Regions from separate parts of the Homo sapiens genome. Here region 2 is linked to region 1. The links are chromatin contacts, found by Hi-C or POLR2A ChIA-PET in ENCODE. All regions are on one chromosome and are shown on one strand. The core of a region is the stretch at or near the end of the contact, and the rest is flanking DNA. Distances in the headings are between cores, read along the strand shown. Region 1 holds the start of ARPP19 (cAMP regulated phosphoprotein 19). Region 2 holds the start of BCL2L10 (BCL2 like 10).

The links. A loop is a pair of places that touch in the nucleus more often than their neighbours do. ChIA-PET counts read pairs that join two places held with the same protein, here RNA polymerase II (POLR2A). Pooled maps may share reads with other maps.
Region 2: a pooled map shows a loop between it and region 1 (2.0-fold over the local background). The contact joins the promoter of BCL2L10 here to the promoter of ARPP19 in region 1. A Hi-C loop is called at or near these places in 4 of 37 single-sample maps with no recorded cell type and 5 of 50 pooled maps. POLR2A ChIA-PET finds 5 or more read pairs at or near these places in 2 of 52 experiments (GM12878 and activated T-cell).

The regions. Positions count from the first base shown.
Region 1 is chr15:52,567,760-52,570,604 of GRCh38, forward strand. It overlaps ARPP19 (cAMP regulated phosphoprotein 19), which reads right to left and starts at 1,271. Exons shown (of 3, transcript NM_006628.6): 1 at 1,089-1,271. The coding sequence starts at 1,133. RefSeq lists enhancers at 122-870, 871-1,617, 1,671-1,800 and silencers at 971-1,070, 1,141-1,200.
Region 2 is chr15:52,111,048-52,114,101 of GRCh38, forward strand. It overlaps BCL2L10 (BCL2 like 10), which reads right to left and starts at 1,728. Exons shown (of 2, transcript NM_020396.4): 1 at 1,191-1,728. The coding sequence starts at 1,679. RefSeq lists a silencer at 1,575-1,734.

The sequences.
Region 1 (2,845 bases), core at 21-2,520:
AAGTTAACACGGTTTTAAGAACATATGGAATGGGCTTAGAACACTAATCCAATTCCCAACTTAATTAGGACATAAGTGCAACATTAAGCAGAAACCCGCACGAAGGTCAAGCAGTAGACCAAAATCGTATTTAACGGCAACACAACCTGATTTGTAAGAAAAATTGTTGATAAACAATTTAGGAGACAAGATACCTCGGCCCTTTCTCACTTCTCGGCCAGTCACACCTGCCTAGGAGGGCAGGGCGGTGGAAATAATTACAGTGGGAGAGACAAACACCAGCCTAGATAAATACAAAGGCTTGATATTCATAATTTGAACCACAGTGACACTCCCGGCCTATTCCCCTACATCAGGAAGACACAAGGGCGTTTACAAAATATTCCTGTTTCCAATAAAACCCTGATTAATTTCGTGAGTAAAATTTTAAAATTCCACCCTTTCGATTTTTAGTCAAGTACCATATTTGAGTCCCATCGACTGAAACCTTTTTGAGCACAGACTGCGCTGCACACTACACCTGACTCACCTCCTCTAGGCCTCACCCCGCCGTGGGAGGCAAGCACCAGTATTCGGCCTTTACAGGTGAAGACACTGAAGGCCGGACTTTACTCACTGACCATGGTTACAAGGGTTGGCCCTGAAATGCCAATCCTGGCCCACATCGCGGCCCGCACACGAGGCACTGCTTTTGGAGTGAACCGCACGCTCACAATACAAGTAGTTGGAGAGTTCTTCAAAGGAAAAAATAAAACTTCCTAACCAAATTGAGGCTTACAGAAAAACTTAGGCTCTACGCCCAAAGCCTGCGTCCTGGGCTCTCGCGTAAATATAAGTGACTGAGGAACACCGCGACCCACGGAGGTGTTACAAAAGGCACGATTCGGAGTAAACGCGGGGCACGTTGGAACTCCCAATTCGTCGGCGCACCAGCCAGCGACGGCGGGAAGCCAAAGGTGGGGCGCAGGAGCCTCGGCCTCATGCGCCTCGGCCCCGCATCTCGGGCGCGGCCCTCCGCCTGGCGGGAGCAGGCCGCCCGCCAGACCCGGCCTTGGGCAGGGCCCAGGGCTCACGCCCCGCGCGCTCACCTTCTGCTCCTCCGCGGAGGCTGCCTCGGGGACTTCCGCAGACATAGTGCTCCCTCTGCAGACGAGACGCCGGGAAAAGATGCAATTAGCGGGTGGCCGAGGCCACCCGGCCGCCGCCCGTCCCAGCTCTCCCAGGGCCCGCCGGGCCGCCTCCGCCCGCGAAAATGGCCGCCGCCTTATGACGACACGGAGCCGCGAAACGCTCCGCTGGCCAAGGCCCTCGCACGCCGGAGCCCGCCTGCCCCTCCCGCACCGCACCCCTACCTACTTGACCCCGCTTCTCCCGCTCGCTGTCGTCCAAACACTTCCTTTTTTCCTTCAAAGGTCGCCGCTCCTGCCTCACCTCACATCCGTTTGTGGCTGCCGAGTGCTTCCTGGGAATTGTAGTTTCTAAGTGGAACCGCCCCTCCCCGCCCTTTCCTGTCCACTCTGGTCCCCTCGTTCTAGGAGCTTTATTTTACTCTTTCCACTTACCCATCCTCGCCTAGTTCTGTTCTCCTCGCTCTCCGCTCTGTAGCCACACAGGCTGTCTTTTGGGCACGCCAAAAGTCTTGCTCCACTCTGCCACGCCTTCACATCTCCAGTCCTACGTCTCTGCCTCAGAACCTTTCCTTCCTAAACCTCTACACTAGGCCAGAGCCACCTCTTAAAGGCTGTCACAGCCCTGTACAGTTCCTCAACAACATGAACTGTATCATTACACAATTGTCGTGACTTTAGGTCACCTTTCCTTCTCAGATAAGCCGCACCAGGGCAGGGATCTCGTCTGTAATTACTTATATTTTACTCTGAGGGTCCAGCACTTCCTAGATATCTAACGAAGGAATTCAGATTCATTTGTCCACTCCCAGGGGGTCCACTCCCACAAGCTTACCGAAACTGCTAGCATTGAGCTCCCCCAATGACCTTTTTATTTGCCAAGTCCTGCGGCTTCTTACTGAATCCTCATTCTACTTGATATCTGAATAGTTACTCGCAATGTTTGTTGGTTCCAACAAAGTGTCCCTCAGAAACTTGGAAATAAGATTGCCCTCTAAAAGTTAAACTAGTAAAAAGCCACAGAAAATGAATGCATTTCTGGGGGCAGGGGAACAATTGAAAGACCCTAAATGCCTGGATAAGGAATTTGGAAACCATCGAAACTCAACCAGGATGTAGAATCTCAGACAGGAAGAATTGCACTGGAATTGCAACTAGAAAAACAAAAAGAGTTAATATTGCACTCCTTTTGGAGAAACGAAGGAAGGCATTTGTCAGCCAAGGAAGTATTGAAAATAAAAGGGTTCAACAGGCCAACTGTTTGACAAAGATATCCCTTAAGAATGTCTCACGCTGGGCTAGCTGAGAAACTGTAAGATCCACGACATATTTGTTCTCCTTCTATACTCACAAAGTAACATACTGAAAATTTGCCTTTCCCTTAAGCAGAACTGCAGAGAGAAAGAAGAGTGCAGTAGTTAGGCCACTGAAGCATTTAACAGTTGTATTTTTATTAATAAATTGACTGACGTTCTAGTATATGTCCTATATCAATGTATTTGTGAACTTGAGTTAAAATCTGATAGACATACACTTAATGATGAAACTCAGCCTCAAGAAAATTGGCTGTGGCTGGGCACAGTGGCTCACTCGTAATCCCAGCACTTTGGGAGGCCAAGGCGGGCAAATCGCTCGAGCTCAGGAGTTCAAGACCAGCCTGGCCAACATGGCAAATCTCTGTCTCTACAAAAAGAAAAAAAACTTTTTTTTCTTTTTCT
Region 2 (3,054 bases), core at 478-2,977, 460 kb before region 1:
AAATGGGGGCCAGGTGAGGTGGCTCACGTCTGTAATCCCAGAACTTTGGGAGGCTGAGGTAGACAGATCACGAGATCAAGAGATCGAGATCTTGGCCAACATGGTGAAAGCCCATCTCTACTGAAAACACACACACACACACACACACACACACACACACACACACACACAGTTAGCCAGGCTTGGTGGGGCGCGCCTGTAGTCCCAGCTACTCCGGAGGCTGAGACAGGAGAATCCTTGAACCCGGGAGGCAGAGGTTGCAGTGAGCTGGGATCCACCACCGCACTCCAGCCTGGCCACAGAGCGAGACTCCGCCTCAAAGAAAAAAAGAAAAAGGTCTAAATGGAAACTGCCCCCAGGAGGCTACATTTCGGATCAAAAAACTTGCTGGTTTTAATAGTTTGGCTATAGGTATCCGATAACATGGGCCACTTCAGTCATTGAATCAACGCCAATAAGGTGGTGGGGAAAGAAATGGGGTCTAGCTCAGAGCCCCCAGAGGCATGCAGTGGGCTCATCACCAGGTGGCTTTCCTTGATCATCAGCTGCAGGGCAAGGGCCTGTCCCTCTAACCTTGACCACAGAGATGAAGGCTTGCAGCTGAAAGCCAGGGGCCTAGAACGTTCTCACCGAGGACTGGGTGCAGAGGACTAGAAATTAAGGAACCTTGGGTCAGCGCCACCACTGGGCGACCACCACACTCCACAACCTCTCTGGCCAGGCTGAGAGGCGTAGGGGGTTGTGATCAATGGGTCTGAGTCTCTCCAAAGGCGCATTTAATAGGCGAAGGAGAAAAACACCCCACCTGGCTGGGGCCCCGCCATTGCTGACTTCATTGGTTGGGGATTTCTATAGGAGCAAAACGTTCAGACCTAACGTGGGTGCCCCCCTAAAAGTCCCCGACGGCTAAGGCCAGGGCAAGGTCCAAGTGAGCAGACCTAAGCCTGCGCAGCTGCTTCGGAACGGTTCACGGCCGTCTAAGAAGGCCGATTTCTGCCGGCCTTTCTGCCAGGGGAGGAGAAACCCCAGACTTCACAGCGAACGTTCCAGGCCCGCTGAAACGAGCCTTTCTGCTTTCACGAAACCTCGTTCCAGGGGCCTGGCGCGGTGGGTTCCTCACCGTGCCAGCCTCGTGGGCGCTTCCCGGCTGCCCGTCCCGCCCCGTGTCCCGGTGTCCGCCGCGTGCTCACCCAGCCGCCCTGAGCCTGCAGCCAGGCGCGGTGCTGCCCCATGAGCCGCGAGCTCAGCAAGGCCACCAGGCGCTGGCAGTCCCGGGCGACGTCGCCCTCCTGCTCCTTTAGCCGCGGCTGGAAGCCCCACTTCTTCCACCGGGCGGTCACCAGCGGCCCTCTCTCCAGCAGCGTCCCTGCGAAGGTCACGAGCGTCACCACTCTGCCCCAGGTGGGGCCGGGGCTGTCGGAGAGCACGGAATCCGCCATCAGCGCCACCAGCTCGAAGCGGTTCCCGGGGTAGCCGAGGTAGGCGGAGAAAAAGGACCGGTGAATCTGCCGTAACCTGGCGGCCGCGGAGCGCAGCACGGCGGCCTCGGGCGTGGATGGCGCCGGCTCGGGGGTGCCGGGTTCCCGGGCGCAGTACCCCAGGTAGTCGGCCAGCAACAGCTCGGTGCGCTCCCGCAGCGGGTCGGCCATGGTGGTGCGCTCCCGCAACTGGTCAACCATGGTCCGGCCTCTGCTGGGGGGCCGGGCCTTCGCTGGTTTTCTTGGCCCGGCCGCGCCTCCCCCAGGGTAGGGCTGCCGTGCCCCGCCCCGGCCCCCGGCCCCCGGCCCCCGGTATATTGTTTTTCAGGACTGAGAGAAGAGCCTTTGATGGGAATCCCACCTGCACCTGTTCCAGTCCCCAAGGCAAGGCCTGGTGGTGCGCACGTGTTCGCGTAGCAATCAGATGCACTGTGAGACTCGGGTTATTTAGCTCCAGTGGCGCGATCTTGGTTCACTGCAAGCTCCGCCTCCCAGGTTCACACCGTTCTCCTGCCTCAGCCTCCCGAGTAGCTGGGACTACAGGCGCCCGCCACCATACCTGGCTAATTTTTTTGGATTGTTTAGTGGAAACGGGGTTTCACCGTGTTAGCCGGGATGGTCTCGATCTCCTGACCTCGTGATCCGCCCGCCTCTGCCTCCCAAAGTGCTGGGATTATAGGCGTGAGCCACCGCGCCCGGCCATCTAATATTTATATTAAACTTTCTCAGTTCATATTACTCCGTGGCTTCTTTCTCCTGATTGGATCCAGACTGATGCAGAATGGATACTAGCAGTGGTATTTCTGGGGGTTCAGGGGTCTGGAGCATGTTGAAATAGCCCTCCCAGGGTGAAAGATGAGTTGCTGCATCTTGCATCACTACAAAAGAGGCACGGCACTTGGCAGCTGTCTTAGTCTGTCCAGGCGGCTATAGCAGAATGCCATAGACTGGGTGACTTATAAATAAAGGCATTTATTTCTCACAGTTTTGTTGGCTAAAAAGTCCAAGGTTGAGGCCCTGGCAGGTTCTGTGTCTTGTAAGGACCTGCTTCCTGGTTCATAGACAACAGGCTTCTTGCTGTGTCCTCACATTGCAGTAGGTGTGGAGTAGCTTTCCGGGGTCTCTTTTATAAGGACAATAATCTCATTCGTGAGGGCTCCACCTTTGTGATCTAATACCTCCCAAAGGCCCCATCTCTGAATACCATCACACTGGGGGTTAGGATTTCAACATATGAATTTTGGGGGACACAGCCTGGAACAGTAAGCCATTTTGGACTTTGAAGGCAACATATACTGTGTTTGTGCTATTTCAACCCAATTGACAGGCTGGTGGATTGAGGAGCAGAATAAGAGAAGACTCTGCAGAAGGTTCAGGCTGCAGTAAAGCTGCCCTACCACTTGGGTCTTGTGATCCAACAGATCCAGTGGGACTTTGTCCAACAGGGATGCTGTATGGAGCCTCTGGCAAGCACTGACAGGAGAGAGTACAGACCTCTAGAATTCTAAAGTAAATCTAGAACCTCTTCTGAAGATAACTACTCTCCTTCTGAGAAGCAGGTTCTGCCTTGCTACTA